Regions from separate parts of the Homo sapiens genome. Here regions 1, 2, 3 and 4 are each linked to region 5. A link is a contact called in ENCODE Hi-C or POLR2A ChIA-PET data. All regions are on one chromosome and are shown on one strand. The core of a region is the stretch at or near the end of the contact, and the rest is flanking DNA. Distances in the headings are between cores, read along the strand shown.

The links. Hi-C counts contacts between places; a loop is a spot of excess contacts on that map. ChIA-PET counts read pairs that join two places held with the same protein, here RNA polymerase II (POLR2A). Pooled maps may share reads with other maps.
Region 1: a map of sigmoid colon shows a loop between it and region 5 (2.4-fold over the local background). The contact joins two enhancer-like sites. A Hi-C loop is called at or near these places in 1 of 168 maps with a recorded cell type or tissue (sigmoid colon), 2 of 37 single-sample maps with no recorded cell type and 3 of 50 pooled maps.
Region 2: a loop to region 5 is called in a map of chondrocyte, with 5 times the contacts of the local background. The contact joins two enhancer-like sites. A Hi-C loop is called at or near these places in 1 of 168 maps with a recorded cell type or tissue (chondrocyte) and 2 of 50 pooled maps. POLR2A ChIA-PET finds 5 or more read pairs at or near these places in 3 of 52 experiments (GM12878, OCI-LY7 and naive thymus-derived CD4-positive, alpha-beta T cell).
Region 3: a loop to region 5 is called in a map of PC-9, with 3 times the contacts of the local background. The contact joins two enhancer-like sites. A Hi-C loop is called at or near these places in 7 of 168 maps with a recorded cell type or tissue (B cell, CD4-positive, alpha-beta T cell, PC-9 and 4 more) and 10 of 50 pooled maps. POLR2A ChIA-PET finds 5 or more read pairs at or near these places in 2 of 52 experiments (GM12878 and naive thymus-derived CD4-positive, alpha-beta T cell).
Region 4: a loop to region 5 is called in a map of GM12878, with 2.2 times the contacts of the local background. The contact joins two enhancer-like sites. A Hi-C loop is called at or near these places in 1 of 168 maps with a recorded cell type or tissue (GM12878), 17 of 37 single-sample maps with no recorded cell type and 8 of 50 pooled maps. POLR2A ChIA-PET finds 5 or more read pairs at or near these places in 2 of 52 experiments (GM12878 and WTC11).

The regions. Positions count from the first base shown.
Region 1 is chr2:12,587,062-12,589,761 of GRCh38, forward strand. No RefSeq gene overlaps it. Among named protein-coding and RNA genes, the nearest start is that of TRIB2, 130 kb to the right of the region's middle. Within about 2 kb of position 1,335, at least 8 of the 41 ENCODE cell types and tissues checked have a DNase peak (open chromatin) inside an H3K27ac peak, as active enhancers do.
Region 2 is chr2:12,533,372-12,536,071 of GRCh38, forward strand. All of the region lies in intron 4 of MIR3681HG (MIR3681 host gene), which reads left to right. Among named protein-coding and RNA genes, the nearest start is that of TRIB2, 180 kb to the right of the region's middle. Within about 2 kb of position 1,385, at least 7 of the 41 ENCODE cell types and tissues checked have a DNase peak (open chromatin) inside an H3K27ac peak, as active enhancers do.
Region 3 is chr2:12,553,733-12,556,432 of GRCh38, forward strand. The region is part of intron 4 of MIR3681HG (MIR3681 host gene); the gene reads left to right. Among named protein-coding and RNA genes, the nearest start is that of TRIB2, 160 kb to the right of the region's middle. Within about 2 kb of position 1,385, at least 5 of the 41 ENCODE cell types and tissues checked have a DNase peak (open chromatin) inside an H3K27ac peak, as active enhancers do.
Region 4 is chr2:12,506,108-12,508,807 of GRCh38, forward strand. All of the region lies in intron 4 of MIR3681HG (MIR3681 host gene), which reads left to right. Among named protein-coding and RNA genes, the nearest start is that of TRIB2, 210 kb to the right of the region's middle. RefSeq lists a silencer at 1,506-1,555. Within about 2 kb of position 1,409, at least 2 of the 41 ENCODE cell types and tissues checked have a DNase peak (open chromatin) inside an H3K27ac peak, as active enhancers do.
Region 5 is chr2:11,862,389-11,865,088 of GRCh38, forward strand. All of the region lies in intron 4 of LOC105373430 (a long non-coding RNA gene), which reads left to right. Among named protein-coding and RNA genes, the nearest start is that of MIR4262, 27 kb to the left of the region's middle. RefSeq lists an enhancer at 1,095-1,144 and a silencer at 1,415-1,464. Within about 2 kb of position 1,428, at least 11 of the 41 ENCODE cell types and tissues checked have a DNase peak (open chromatin) inside an H3K27ac peak, as active enhancers do.

The sequences.
Region 1 (2,700 bases), core at 85-2,584, 720 kb after region 5:
ACTCCTGAGGTTCTAGAAGACACCTGTCATTCTCTGTCATGTGGCTCTTTCCACAACAAGGCACCTGTTTTAAATGGCTCGCCTGATTATATCAGACTCACTCAGGATAATCTCTCTTAGACTACCTCAAAGTCAATTAATTAGGGCCCTTAATTACATTTTCAAAATCTTTTCACCTTTGATGTATAACTGATCTAGTTACAGAAGAGATACCCTTCCTATTGCTCCTACACTCAAGGGGTAAGTATTGTACAAGGATGTGGGCCATTGGGGGTCACTTTAGAAGTCTGCCTGCTGCATGGGCTCTTCCCTCATTGTGTGCCTCCTCGGGCTTGCATGCTATCTAGAGGACCCAATCATCCCACAGAAGAATGATGTCAGCAGGAAAGGCCGGGAGTAGAGTGTATGTGCACTGTGTAGCCTGTGAGTAGACCTGGTTGGCTTTGTGACCTCAAGTAAGTCATTTCAAGTATATTTGCTTTTCCTATTGGGAGTCAATTCTCCATTGGGTTTTCCCATTTCTGAAGGTATTGCAAGCAGAAGCACTAAAAGATAACTATATTTTCAAGGATGTTTGTATAGCAAGAAGCCTTGGAAGATATAGATAGCATCATCCTCCAGAGTAGAGGGTAAGTTTGTTAAGTGCCAGGTAAAAGAAAGATAATGTCTTCCTTCTGGGAAAAAATTCCCACAAGTTTGCTTGCAATCTAGTATAAAAGATTTGAGTTCATGAGATTGGAGTTCCTCATTTGTGATGCACACCTGTGCATGCAGCATTCACCTGAGTCCACTTTTGTGTTGCCTCCATTAGAAGTTGGAACAAGGCGAACCAATGCAACCATGAAGTTTATGCTGCTGTCTGTGTTGTAAACAATGGTCCTTTGTCTCTGGTCCAGGAGTCTCATTTCTTCTGCCGGCACTCATGAACCTGCAATAGCTAACTTGCCTGGTTGCAAAGAAAAGAAAATCTCAGATATTCCATGGTTCTTAACATTTCCCCATAGTACCTTTATATGAGGGGTGCTTCCAACTTCACTTGCTTAACACCATGACCTATGGTCCTTCTAACTCACCCTCTAGTATCACTTCCTCCTTGGAAAGTTTCTTAACTCATCCCCTTTCTTCTAGAAAAAGTCATTCACACTCTCTTCCACACAGTACTTCCTCCTTCCTCCTTAACCACAGTTTCACTTTCCAGTTTCACTTTTCAGTTACCTATGGTTAACTGCAGTCTGGAAACATTAAATGGAAAATCTCAGAAAGAAATCATGTTGTAAATTGTGTGCCATTGTGAGTAGCATGATGAAACCTTGTGCTGCCTTGCTCTCTCCTGCCCAGCACTTGATTCATCCCTCTGTCCAATGTATCCACACTGCGTATGCTCCCGGCCTGTGAGTCACTCAGTAGCCATCCCAGCTCTCAGAATCACTGTCCTGGTATTGCAGTACTTGTGTGCAGGAAACCTTGTTTCGCTTAATAATGGCCTCAGAGTGCAACAATAGTGAAACTGGCATATTGTGATCAAGGTTCTATTTTATTATTGTTGTTAATCTCTTACTGTGCCTAATTTATGAGCTAAACTTTATCATAGGTATGTATGTACAGAAAAAAGTGTAGTATGTATAGGGTTCAGTACCATTTGCAGTTTCAGGCATCCAGTGGGGGTCTTAGAACATATTCCATAGAACATATTCCCCACGGAAATGGAGGGACTACTGTATTACCCTTCCACTTATGCCATAAAGGTCAGATTAAAAGGAAAACTGTCTTCCCCAAAACTACACATCATTTTGAGAATAAGGAATTGCAACATATCTAGTTCTATATAAAATCTACTATAGAGGACTTTCCCAAATATTTTACTTTTCAAATCAGATTAGTATTTGGAGAAGAGACATTAACATGAAGCAACCTCAGTAAACATTGGTATTGGATCTCCATAGAAGTCTCTTAACGGGATTATTAACAAAGGGGGCAAAGAAATGTAATTTAGGTGTAATTATTTCTCTGGGGATTGGGAGTTGGTGATGACCTCCCAAGTTCATTTCTTGCACGTTGTCACAAACAAGGATATCAAAACCACTTTAGGAACGCAATTGGGTAAGAGATGTATGTTGCAAAGATCATGAATAGTAAATAGAAACTTGTGACTTGGGAAAAAACTTCCAGTGACAACCTTTTATAAAGATTCAAGAAGATCTGCCTCTCAAACCTAAATAAAGATTAGGCGCACTAGGTGACTCAAAGAGCGCTTTGATTGACAAGGAAGACATGATACTGAGGAGACAGGATGAGTTCAAATAAACTTGCATCAGGAAATGAGCAGAGAAAAATTAACATACTTTACACATGATTGAATGTTAAATGTGTAGCTATTTTGAAAGGTAGATATTTTATTATTTGGCTACCTTAGTTATTTGTAGAGACATTGTGTGTGTGTGTGTGTGTGTGTGTGATCCTATTTTGCACTTCCTGACAAGGAACCTGTGGCTGTCGTTATATTCACAGCTCTGCTGTATTCGGTGGTAGTTAGTAAACGTTCCCTGCATCTTGCACGTGATAGACAGTCTCCACTTCTGAATGAGATGAAGTTAGAGATCATTGTATCCTCAACATTTTGCATCCTATTTGACACACGGTGGTCAGAAAAATTCATGTTGAAAATTAAATTTTTCACCTGAGACATCAATTTTCATCTCT
Region 2 (2,700 bases), core at 135-2,634, 670 kb after region 5:
TTCCAAATTGTCAATTTCACTTTTAAACTTTTATGCTCAGAACTGAGTAGGATATAGCTGCTGTACTCGATGCAGAAAACTCATGCAAAAAGTAGCAGTTTTTCTCCAGTGGTTATGCTCAACTGTTTTAATATACTGCTTTGTCACACAGTCATGCCTGGGGCAGTTCAAGATCCTTCAGATCAAGACCTGGGCTCTTCTAGGAAGTAAAATACAAAGGTTTTACTGCAGAGGATACCTCTGACAGAAGTCTGTCTTTCTCTCCCTCCTTTGTATTTTAAGTTGCATTTTGTAGATAACTAAGTCAAAGCACTATTCAGCCCCTGAATAATAGAAGCAAGCCCTCTAAATAATAGAATGCATTAAATAAGAATTCCAAACATTTTATACATATGACACTTGGAAAGAGTTTTCCTGAAAGTAGCCTGAACTGTTAAAAACCTTGGTTCTAGCCATAATATTGATGATCTGTTTGAACTCCTGAGTCATACAATCTCTCATGTAGGTTAGGCTGCTAATATAATACCTTATGGCATCTAACAATGACAAAAATCATTTTGCAGTTGAGTCAAGCTTAACCATACCATGGGCAGGTAAGTTTTTATTTAAAAAAAATTTCCTACTTGAGTGCCCATCAATTCCTCTCTGCCTGGGTTATATTTGTCTCTTTATATTTTTCAATATAGTTCCCAAGAGAAAATTGATCTTATTTCCAGTTCCTAATGAAAATATGAGATTTTAAAAAACTGTAATGAAAGGTTTCAATTTATAGAGGGTGTGTTCTCTTCCTCAATCTGGAATATCTGCAATACCTTCCCTCAAGTGAAATGTTCAGCTTATTTAGAGGATATCAGGATGGTTTGCTATTTCCTGTGCCTCATGACTGCATACGTATTTGCCATCTGATATTTAATAAAGCCATTCAAGGACCATGACATTTCGTTGGATGGCACAGTAAGGAAAGAAGTCTGATGAGACCCAAACATGCGTGGCAGGAATTGGAGGAAGGTACAAGGAAAGTATCTTTGCTTTTGCATTTGGGAGATTCAAAGAAGCAGGTTTTTTGTTTGTTTCTTAGAAAACAACAAAGTTGTCTCTCCCCCCTACTACACAGAACCACTTTCAGAGAAGACTTTCAAAAGCTTCGACAACAACAAAAAACTAAACTAAAACTAAACAAAGGCTCCCCGGCTACTAGAACAGGGTTTGCTTCATCTTCAAGCTGTTCTTTCACAGCCATGTCCTAGTTATGACAGTGTGGGAAGTCGGAATGACAACCACCAAACCAAACTGGTCTCTGTCTTCACCTTCTCACAGAAAAAAAAAAAAAAAGCCCCATCTTGGAATGTGCTCTGAAGATTTTCTCGTCTCACTGTAGCTAGGAAAGAATTCACCCCAGAGGCTAGAGCAACATGCTTGGCTAAGCTTCCCACAAAACCAAGGACTACTTGCCTTAAAGGTTTTCCTTTCATTGGAATCGCTTATGCATATGTCATCACTGACTCATATCTCATAAACATGATTTACAAAAAAAGCTTGTCAGCTGGGTTTTATTAAATAGTAAATTAAAAAAAAAAACCTGCATCCAGAATATCCAACAAGCTCAACACCCACAAATTCACTGGCTCATCTTCCAGCATCATGTGGTGGTTGATAAGTCTGAAGAACACACACACACCTCATCAGCTCCCATCAAACTCTCTCTGCACCCACGGGAAAAGCTCCACATTCATAGAATTCCTCCCACACATGCCTGCACCCCATCAGCACAAGCAAAGATGAGGATTTACTCTGTGAGTCCAAAGAAAATAAATTGCTCCATTTATACATGACACATGAAAGAAAAAGTCATGCTTATGTCAAGCTAGAAATACACTTTTTAAAAGACAAAATTGTTACTTAAAAAAGGAAAAGTGCTTTGGCTCTGGAATGCCTGGTGGGTGCAATAATTCAATTAAAATTCATTGTTCTGACTCTGGCAAGTATTCATTTGTTCACCAATATTTTAGAGAGATCTATTCTCATTGGTTCTTCGAGTTCATGGAAAGCTTCATGTCATCTTATTGGATTGTCTTGTATTTTAAATGATTACTATATAGGCATCCTGGGAAGATGGAAAGACATTAAAAACCCTAAATCCTAGGCACATCTTCTATCTACTTTACAAAATAGTGTGTATGAAATAATTCAACAGAAGCCAAGGGTATGGAATCCTTAGTAAAACCTGAAATAAGTGAACAAAATTATGCCTTTCAGATTCTGGAAGGCATTTATATACCTTTCCACACCAGTAGTCTGGATTTAAACTGTGATGATAGGAGATCTAGGATTTATAATGAGACCAGTTTAAGTTATTGTGCTCATGATGTATTTTATTAGAGTAGCACTACTGATGACAAACATCTTTTAAAAATGGATAAAGGCAGCAACATGACAGAAGTTTGTTTTCAGCTCATATAAGCCTTAAGAATTGTTTTCTTCATTAGTGCATGACTTTCCTTCCAGTTGTGATTCTGGGACCTAGTCTTCTGTCATACTGTGGCTCTGATATCTTCAATATATGTTTTCCAAAACAAATTATCCAAGGCATCTGGGTGAATCTGAAACTAAAGGAAAGAGCATAGGAAATGACATGTAATCGACTATTGTGGACCACCATGGAAGTAGCACTTGCCACTTCTGTACACATCTCATTGGCCG
Region 3 (2,700 bases), core at 135-2,634, 690 kb after region 5:
GACAAGAGAATGATGATAAAGAGGTGTGGTAGTCCCCCGTGGGATGCTGGAAAAGAATACCACAAATTGAGTGACTTGATTAATCTTTTCATAGTTCTAGAGGATAAAAGTTGAAGATGAAGGTGAAGCAGGGTTGGCTTCTTCCTGGCTTGCAGATGGTCACCTTCTCACTGTGTCCTTATGTGACCTTTCATCCTTGTTTGCACATTCCTGGTGTCTCTTCCTCTTTTAATAAGGACACAGGTCTTATCGGATTAGCTTCCCACTCTTTTGACAGCATTTAAACTTAATTAAATTGGTAGAGGATGGGAAATTACTTAATGGTACAGCGTATGCTATTCAGGCAATGGGTACCCTAAAAGCCTTGACTTGACCACTATGTAATCTATACATGCAAAAAAATTACACTTATATCCTGTAAACTTACATGAATAAAAAATTAAATAAGCTTAATTATCTCCTTAAAGACCCTATCTTTAAATACAGTCACATTGGGTTACGACTACTTCCACATGCGGATTTTAGGGGGACAGAACTCAGTCCATAACAACAGAAGACCACTGAAATTGGAAGAGGCGTGTGATTCATTCCAGCTGCTGCACTGCGGCAGATCCCAAGCAGTGGCACTGACAAGCTGTGTCACCAGGCAGAGGCTGACACAAAAGAGCAACCCAGCGGACTAAAGGCCACATCTATAGCAGCTTAGAAGCTGCCTCAGCCTCATGCTGTGGGTCCGGCGCAGGTTAAACAGGCTTGGGCAAGGCTAAGAAGGGACACAGCGGGGGTTGCTGAAGAAGAGTCAGGAGTTTGTCCTCCTAAGACCAGGGCAGTTTAGAGACATCATTATCACATTTGCATCTCTGGTTCCTAGGAGACATCGGGGCACAGGGTAAGTGTTCAATTATTCACCAATGAACTTCAAATGGTTAAATAGTTGAGAACACAGGGAGCTCCCCATTACTGGCTGCATCTGTCCAAGGGGCTATGAAAAGTGGTCGTGCATTGAATGAGACCTTGAAAATCTTGTCCTGGTCTAACAGTCTGACTCTTTGTTTACATAACAAAGTGGATCATAAAAAATCCCCATCTCTTTCTACGTCTGAGTAGATTTTCTTAGTTTACACTGTCATCTTGTGAGCTATGTTTGTATTTTGCATATGCGTTTGCCCCATTTTGGGGTGGCATTTTAAGGGGATGATGACTTATAATGTTCCTTCATTAGAAACATTGTAAAGCAGGATAGGTTTTTATGGCTCTATGTCCTTGTGATGCACATATGTGGGCAGCACTAGTAGTATCTCATCAGAAGCTTTCTCTTCTTTCAACTGGGTCCACAGGTTGAACTCTTCCTATGAGTGGAGCCCTAGCACTGCTCATTGCCCTGCCTGGCAGTGGTGTGGGAGGAGCCATGGCCCACCGGCCCCAGATCTTTCTAAGGGGGACACTGAATTACATTGTTCATCTCAAGAGTTAAACTAGACAAAGTGGGCCCAAACCTAATAAGACAGCCCATTAGGAACATTTTCTGTGCTTACATCTTACTGACTTTTATCATAAATTAGAGATTTTGAAGAGAATGAGTCATAGAAAAAGAAAAAATAATAACCTGGTTCAGCAATCAGCATATTATATCTCCCCAGTGACTCATAACATCAGACTCAAGTCAGGACAAACAGAGTTCCTGTCAGAAAGAAGTGCAGTTAAAAATAAAAGCAAAAATAGGAAGGGGTGGGCGGGCAGGGTGGGGGGAGCAAAACCTTTTAAACTGTGCCTAGAACTCTCCCCAGCCTGGATTCCCTAATGAGGGATTTGAGGTGCAAATAGGCTGAAAAGCCTGAGTCAGACAGCAGGAGGAAGCAGCTCCCAGGGTGCAAAGACAAATGGATTTCTTAATAAAATCCTCCAGGAAAAGAAAAGCAGCAGAAACCATGAAGTATGGATTATTCGTTAAATACGAAAGGGGCCTGCAAGAGGGCTTCTCCTAATGAAATCGTGGCACAATTTCATGAAGAAACACAGGTTTCAGAGTTAAACCAACTTGCATCTTAATTGTGGTTCCACCAAAATTGGCCGTGCAAGCTTGGAAGGATCCTTGGTTTTCACATCTGTTGGATGAGGATAACAAGCCACAGCACAGAGCTGTTGTGAAGATTGACCGATGCTAAGCATGTAAAGCACTTAGCATGGTGTACACATTTACAGGAAAAAAGACTGACATTAAATAATAATTTGTCTTAAAACTATAGATGAAAATACATCTGGACAGAGTTTGCTGAAGCTTTAATTGATAGACTCAGATAAGTGTCTATCAAGCATGTCACAGAATCACAGCTTCGTAAGAGTGGATTCAGATGCCGCTGACTAAGGCCATGGTACCCTTGAACATTTTATTACAGCAGAAAAGGTTAAGCAGCTTTGGCTGGTCCAATAGTTTCCCTGTTCTACATGAGTTCCTCTTCTTCGGTTTCTCCCCAACCAGCCTAGCCAGTGCTTTTAGTGCACATTTGAAAACCCAAAAATAAGTTTGCAGCCAAGCAACTTTGGATTAAGCTTTGATTCTTCCAGTTACTACCTATGTGACATTGGCGAGATGCTTCACCTTTCTAAGCCTTAGTGGCACACCTGTGAGATGAAGTAAGTAGCTACTATCTTAAACAGATGCTATGGAATTTTGAATGAAGAACTTGAAATGTCTAGCAT
Region 4 (2,700 bases), core at 159-2,658, 640 kb after region 5:
TCTTTGTTCAACATTTCACTGAGTACTTGCATTGTGTCAGGCAACACAGAAACTCAGGAGACCGGAGATTCAGAAATAAATAAAATGCAGGGTTGTACCAGAAATGCCCTGTTTTTCACAGCTCACACACTGTCTAGTTGAGAAGCCAGGAAGACAAGTGATTAAAAATGAGGCCGACAAGTGTTGTAACAAATGTGAGCACACAGAGTAATGGGAACAAAGGGAGAATAAAAGCAGTTGTGCCTGGGGATAGCTTCAAAGTAGAAACAATTTTTCAGATAAATTTTGAAGGATAAATAATTATTCCCAATGAGAACGCATTACAGGCAGAAGCAAAATTCTGTACCCATCACAAGGACCAGATAATAAGAACAATTTTAGCTTGGATGTTGCTTAGGAGTGTGATGATAAAGAATGGTAGAAGATAAATTTGAATTGAATTTGAAAATTTCAGAGTTTGGACACAGATTGCAAAAAATTTGAAAATCATATAAAGGATTTCAGATTCTTGCCTTGCAGCCTTCAGGAGAAGTAACTGAGCAATAGTTCAAACACTGGTTTTTCCAAACTTGCTTTTTGGTCACTGTATCCATCTGATCTTTCTTCCGTCTTTACTAAAAAAGAAAAAATGAAAATGCTGTTTTGCTAAGGAAACTAAGAACACTTACTGAACCATTCAAATTTCCTTTCTCTCCTTCATTCCCTCTCCCTCTCTTCTTCTGTTAGTCATTTTCAAAGTACTCTCTTAGTGCCGGGTCCTGAGCCTAAGTATTCAGAGATATGTGTAAAATCACTACCTTCAGAAAGTTCACAATCTAATAAGAGAGGCAGATAAATAGACAACTGCAGCCCAGCACATGCTGGTAGAATGTTACTCACAGCTGCTGGGAGAACACTGCTTCCTGACCAGGGTCCAGGAGACCAGAGAACATGAGGAGATGATGCTTGTGTGATTTAACTTTAAAGGAGCCTTGCTTCATTAAATTTCTCAGTAGTAAGGTCTTATTTTGAAGAGGTCCTAATTACACTGCCCTACTAGAGAACAAGTCTGCAGGTTACACTAATACAAAACCTTTCAATGATCTGAGTTAATGGAGTGGCAAATGACATGGATTCGTGGCATTCTAGTATGGCAGCAAGGGTGTCCCTTTTTGGCAGGGGGTCTTTATGGCGTCTTTAAAATTGTTGGTAACTACACATTGCACTACTTTGAAGAAAGCCTGACCTTGACCGCCAGCCAAATAGATACAGAAGAATGGCCTTGGGGGAAGAGTCAATGCTTTCTGCAGGAGCTACACTGCTCAGAAGCCACAAAAGTGATGCTTCATCATCTGGCACCCTCCCACATAAACTGTGCCCCCGGGCCCACAGCCGCCTCTCAGAAGCAATGGCACTAAGCTTTTACTGTCTCCAGCGTGCACCAACCATGTCTTTGTGGTTAGCAGATGCATTGGTTTCGCAATTAAAGGCTAATGAGCCTGAAAGGAAACCATGAGTCTGACCTTAGAAGATTTCGTGTGCTCAACTTCACTGAATCATCAATGAATTTATGAGCCAGGTGAAGGATTTCCAGAGACAAGATGCGCAACCATTCCCCAAAATGTGACTTTGGGGGAAAAGGGAGAAGGGTTAGAGTAGTTAGAGTACCTGTTTTCAGATCTGGGAAGAGTCTCTCAAATTTTCAATCCCAATTTTAATCTTGTGAATCTTTCATTAATCCTATATTCCTTTTTTCACTTTTCAAGTTGTCCTCAGAGAACACAGATTTTATCTGGCCTGACCCTTCTAATTACAGCTGAAATAAAAATCCTTGTCATGAGAGTAACGGCACCTTCACCTTGAATTAAAAGATCATTCTGGATCATTGAAACGAGAAGTACTTTGCTTAACGGAGCATCAGTGGGGGCCAGTTGAGTTTCTGTGCTCATTGGTTCTGTTAGTGTGTTTAGGTTTACAGAACAATGTGAACTCCTTTCTTCATGGGTGCTCATTGTCTTAGCAGAGTGTGACTTCCCTAATCTCACTTCTGACAAAGGTGTTTATTTATCCACAGTTTTATTCCATCTAACTTTAGGAAATTACTCTTGCTAACTTGTTCATTATGCATTCCTTTGCTATTCTTTTAGTGGATACCTAGATATTATACCATGCATCTTGAGATATCGCTGTCTAACACAAATTATTACTTTTACTACTTTCATACTCCTGCTAGAGACTTAGGGCACTTTAATGTCCTTTGCACACTCTTGCCTTGAATAATAGTGACTGTTAGGCCTTTTCATTGGAATTCCCAGGACATTCAAGTTATTGCATTTTTTATAGCCAATATTAATTCCTCTACCTCCATAGTTACCCTTTCCTGTGTTCTTCATTCCCTCATACATTTTCATGTTTCCATCAATAACTATTTTCCTTCTGTAAGGTGATACACTTTTCCAGCTTTTGTTTACCAAAAACATCTTTATTTTATCTATATGCTTCAGGAATATTTTAATTGACCATTAAATTCTAGATGATGATTAATTTTCTTTGTATTTTTGTAGCTTAAAGGTGATGAGCTTCCTGAATATTCGGACTGTCTTTTATCAATTTTGGAAAATCCTTAGCCATCATCTGTTTGAATATTGCTCTAATCTGTTTCCTCTCATCCTTCTAAGACTCCAGTTACACATACGTAAACATGTCTGAGCGTGTCCTGCA
Region 5 (2,700 bases), core at 178-2,677:
GGTCAGGCCAAGGGGCTGAGAGCTGCCTGGGTCCAAAGCTAGAATTGCAGCGGCTGGTGATGGCCAGGTTCCCTTTCCAGCTGGCTCAATTCCTTTTCTTTTTCTTAGAGGATTTTAAGAAACTGTGTTCATTTGTTCATTTATTCATTCAATGAACTCTTACTACTTACATCAACAGCATGCACACATGAAGACAATGCTTTAAGTGTTATTGTCAACTCCAAACATATTCCCCGGGTAGTCAGAGAAGGGAACACTAAATGGTGATGGGGTAGGGAAAGGTTTCAAAGAGTGGGGTGATGTTGGATATAGGCCTTGACGGTTGAACGGGAGTTTGCCCGAGGGCGATGTTCATCCCAGTCAGAGAGAATGGAGGAATAATGGATAATGGAGGAATTAATTGCAAGGATTCAAAGATGTTACCTATCTCAGCGTTTAGAGATGTTGATGTTTACTGTGTAACAGTTGATGACTGGTGAAGTTTTTGCCTGTGTGTAGGAGTGTTGGTGTGTAGGTATGTTTCTGTGTTTGGGGGAAGGATGTGTGTGTGTGTGTGTGTGTGTGTGTGTGTGTCGGGGGGTGGGATTAGGACGGGATGGATGGACATGTTGGTAGAATTCAGCATGAAAAGGCTTGATGTACCTGAATATCACTAGACCTTTGAGAAGATAAGGGTCCTCCACTGAGACATGAAACAACTGGGTGGCTGGCGAAAAGCTGTCACAATAGCAAAGGGTTCTTCAGAACTTCAGTGGTAGCCTGTCACCTGTCACCTTGCACCGGTTTGAGACTCTTTGAAATCTGGTGCCTGCCTATGCAGCTCCATCGTCTTTCTTCCTTCTGTGGCCCCTCCAGGACAGCTAAATGCTAGGTTGAGGTCAACAAGGAGTAAAACCTACCCTAGGCTTTGAAGTAGTTTGTAATCTTGTCAGATGAAACAGGAGGCGGGGAGGATGTCATGCACTGGGCGTTTCCGGAGAGCCATCTGCAATCGCAGCCACCACTCTCGGTTTGCATTGACTTTTTCCTATTTTGTTGGGTTCAGACAGGCATAGTACAAAAACACAAGTTACTTCTCAAGCCATATTCAGCCATTCACTCAGCCAGCATTTATGTTCCAGGAACTATTCCAGCCTCTGTGAATGAGTTCAGAACAAGGAATGGTTATTCAATGGCAACAAATTCGTCCATTCTTACCCTTGGTGAAATTAATCACCTCCCTGAACCTCAGTTTCCCATCTGTAAGATGGGCATAGCAACTCTTTCCTAACCAGAAGGTACCTGTGGAAGCCTCTGGCTCAGCAGGTGAGAAGTGTGTTTGTGTTCCTCTCCCCGACGCCCTCCCTCAGTACTTGCTTCCCAAGACATTGCTTTCCTTTGTTGGGTCAGAGGTGGGGTGTCGTTCCCCTTGCCACCAGCAGATGGTGCCCAACAATCCCCTGCAGGGAACCGAGGCTGCCCGCCTCCCCCAGTCTCCCCACCATCCAGCTCCCTTCCGCCCCTTCTCTGGGACACGTCAGTCATTCCAGGTCCCAGGCAGAAAGTTACACAAAACACTTTGTGTCTGTCAGCAGATTCCTGGAAGGTCACGCTGAATGATGAATGCTCCTGGGTAGGATTGGAGGGCTCTTTTTTCTTTCTTTTTTTTTTTTTTTTCCTTTTCTTTCTTTCTTTTTTTTTGTCTCCCATGAATTGCATCACTGGGCAGCCTCTTGGCTGTATTCAGCCGACTCCTGCGGTTTTTAGACCTTTCCCAATTGTTCGGTGTCTGCTTCCTCTCCAGGACCCTTCTGGCCAAGGCAGGATATTCAGGGTTGGCTGTGGCCAGGGAGCTGGCCATTGTCTAGCACATTCCATACACACACCCTGCCCAGCCCATCCTCCACTCCCAGAGCCTGGACAGACTGTGGTCCTTGGGACAGAGACCTGGTGCATTGCTGTGACCCCAGGTGACAATCTCGCTGCCCTGATTTCCAAATAAGGGGAGCCTGGCCTGGCAGAGAAATGAGCCTAATTTCCAAAGTTGAATTTCCGCCAGGATCAGAGCCTTTATATATCCTGGTCTTCGGTGTCCCCCTTCTTCCTGACCACATATAGACTGCTTATGATATTTTTTAACTTTGCCAGCTCTTTACCCAAATTGAGTAGCCATTTTGCTTTTGTAGATATCCTGAGTTGGCTCCAATTTAACATCCTGACCCATCATCCTGGTGTTAGGTATTAGGACCATGGTCCTGATATTTTGCTTGAGGAAAATGAGCCATACCACTCAGAGGTGTGGCATATGTGGCATGTGAAAGCACCTTTCTCCTCCATCAGTGGCCTTACTGATGCAGGGCAGTGGGAGTGAGTGTATGTACACAGAGCAATACAAATGAACCCTGCTCTCAAAGTCTGCGCAAAGGGGAGTGAGAAGACAGAGCAGGTGTAGTCCCTGGAGTGAGCCCTGCTGCAGAATAGATGGAAGGGGTGGGTCCAGGAACCCCGAAATGGAAGCAGCAGTGGCTCTGCTCCCCATCACCCCGAGCAATCACGTGGGGATTTGTGTCTGTCTCTGCAATTTTAGGCTCTGAGGATCTAAAGCTCTTGGTGCCCGGAGGGGAAATAATTATTAATACCATCAGGGAATACAGTAAAGAGCCCACTAAACGTAAAGCTGCAGTTGCTGCCCGGTCATTTTGGGTTCATGTGCCAATAGAT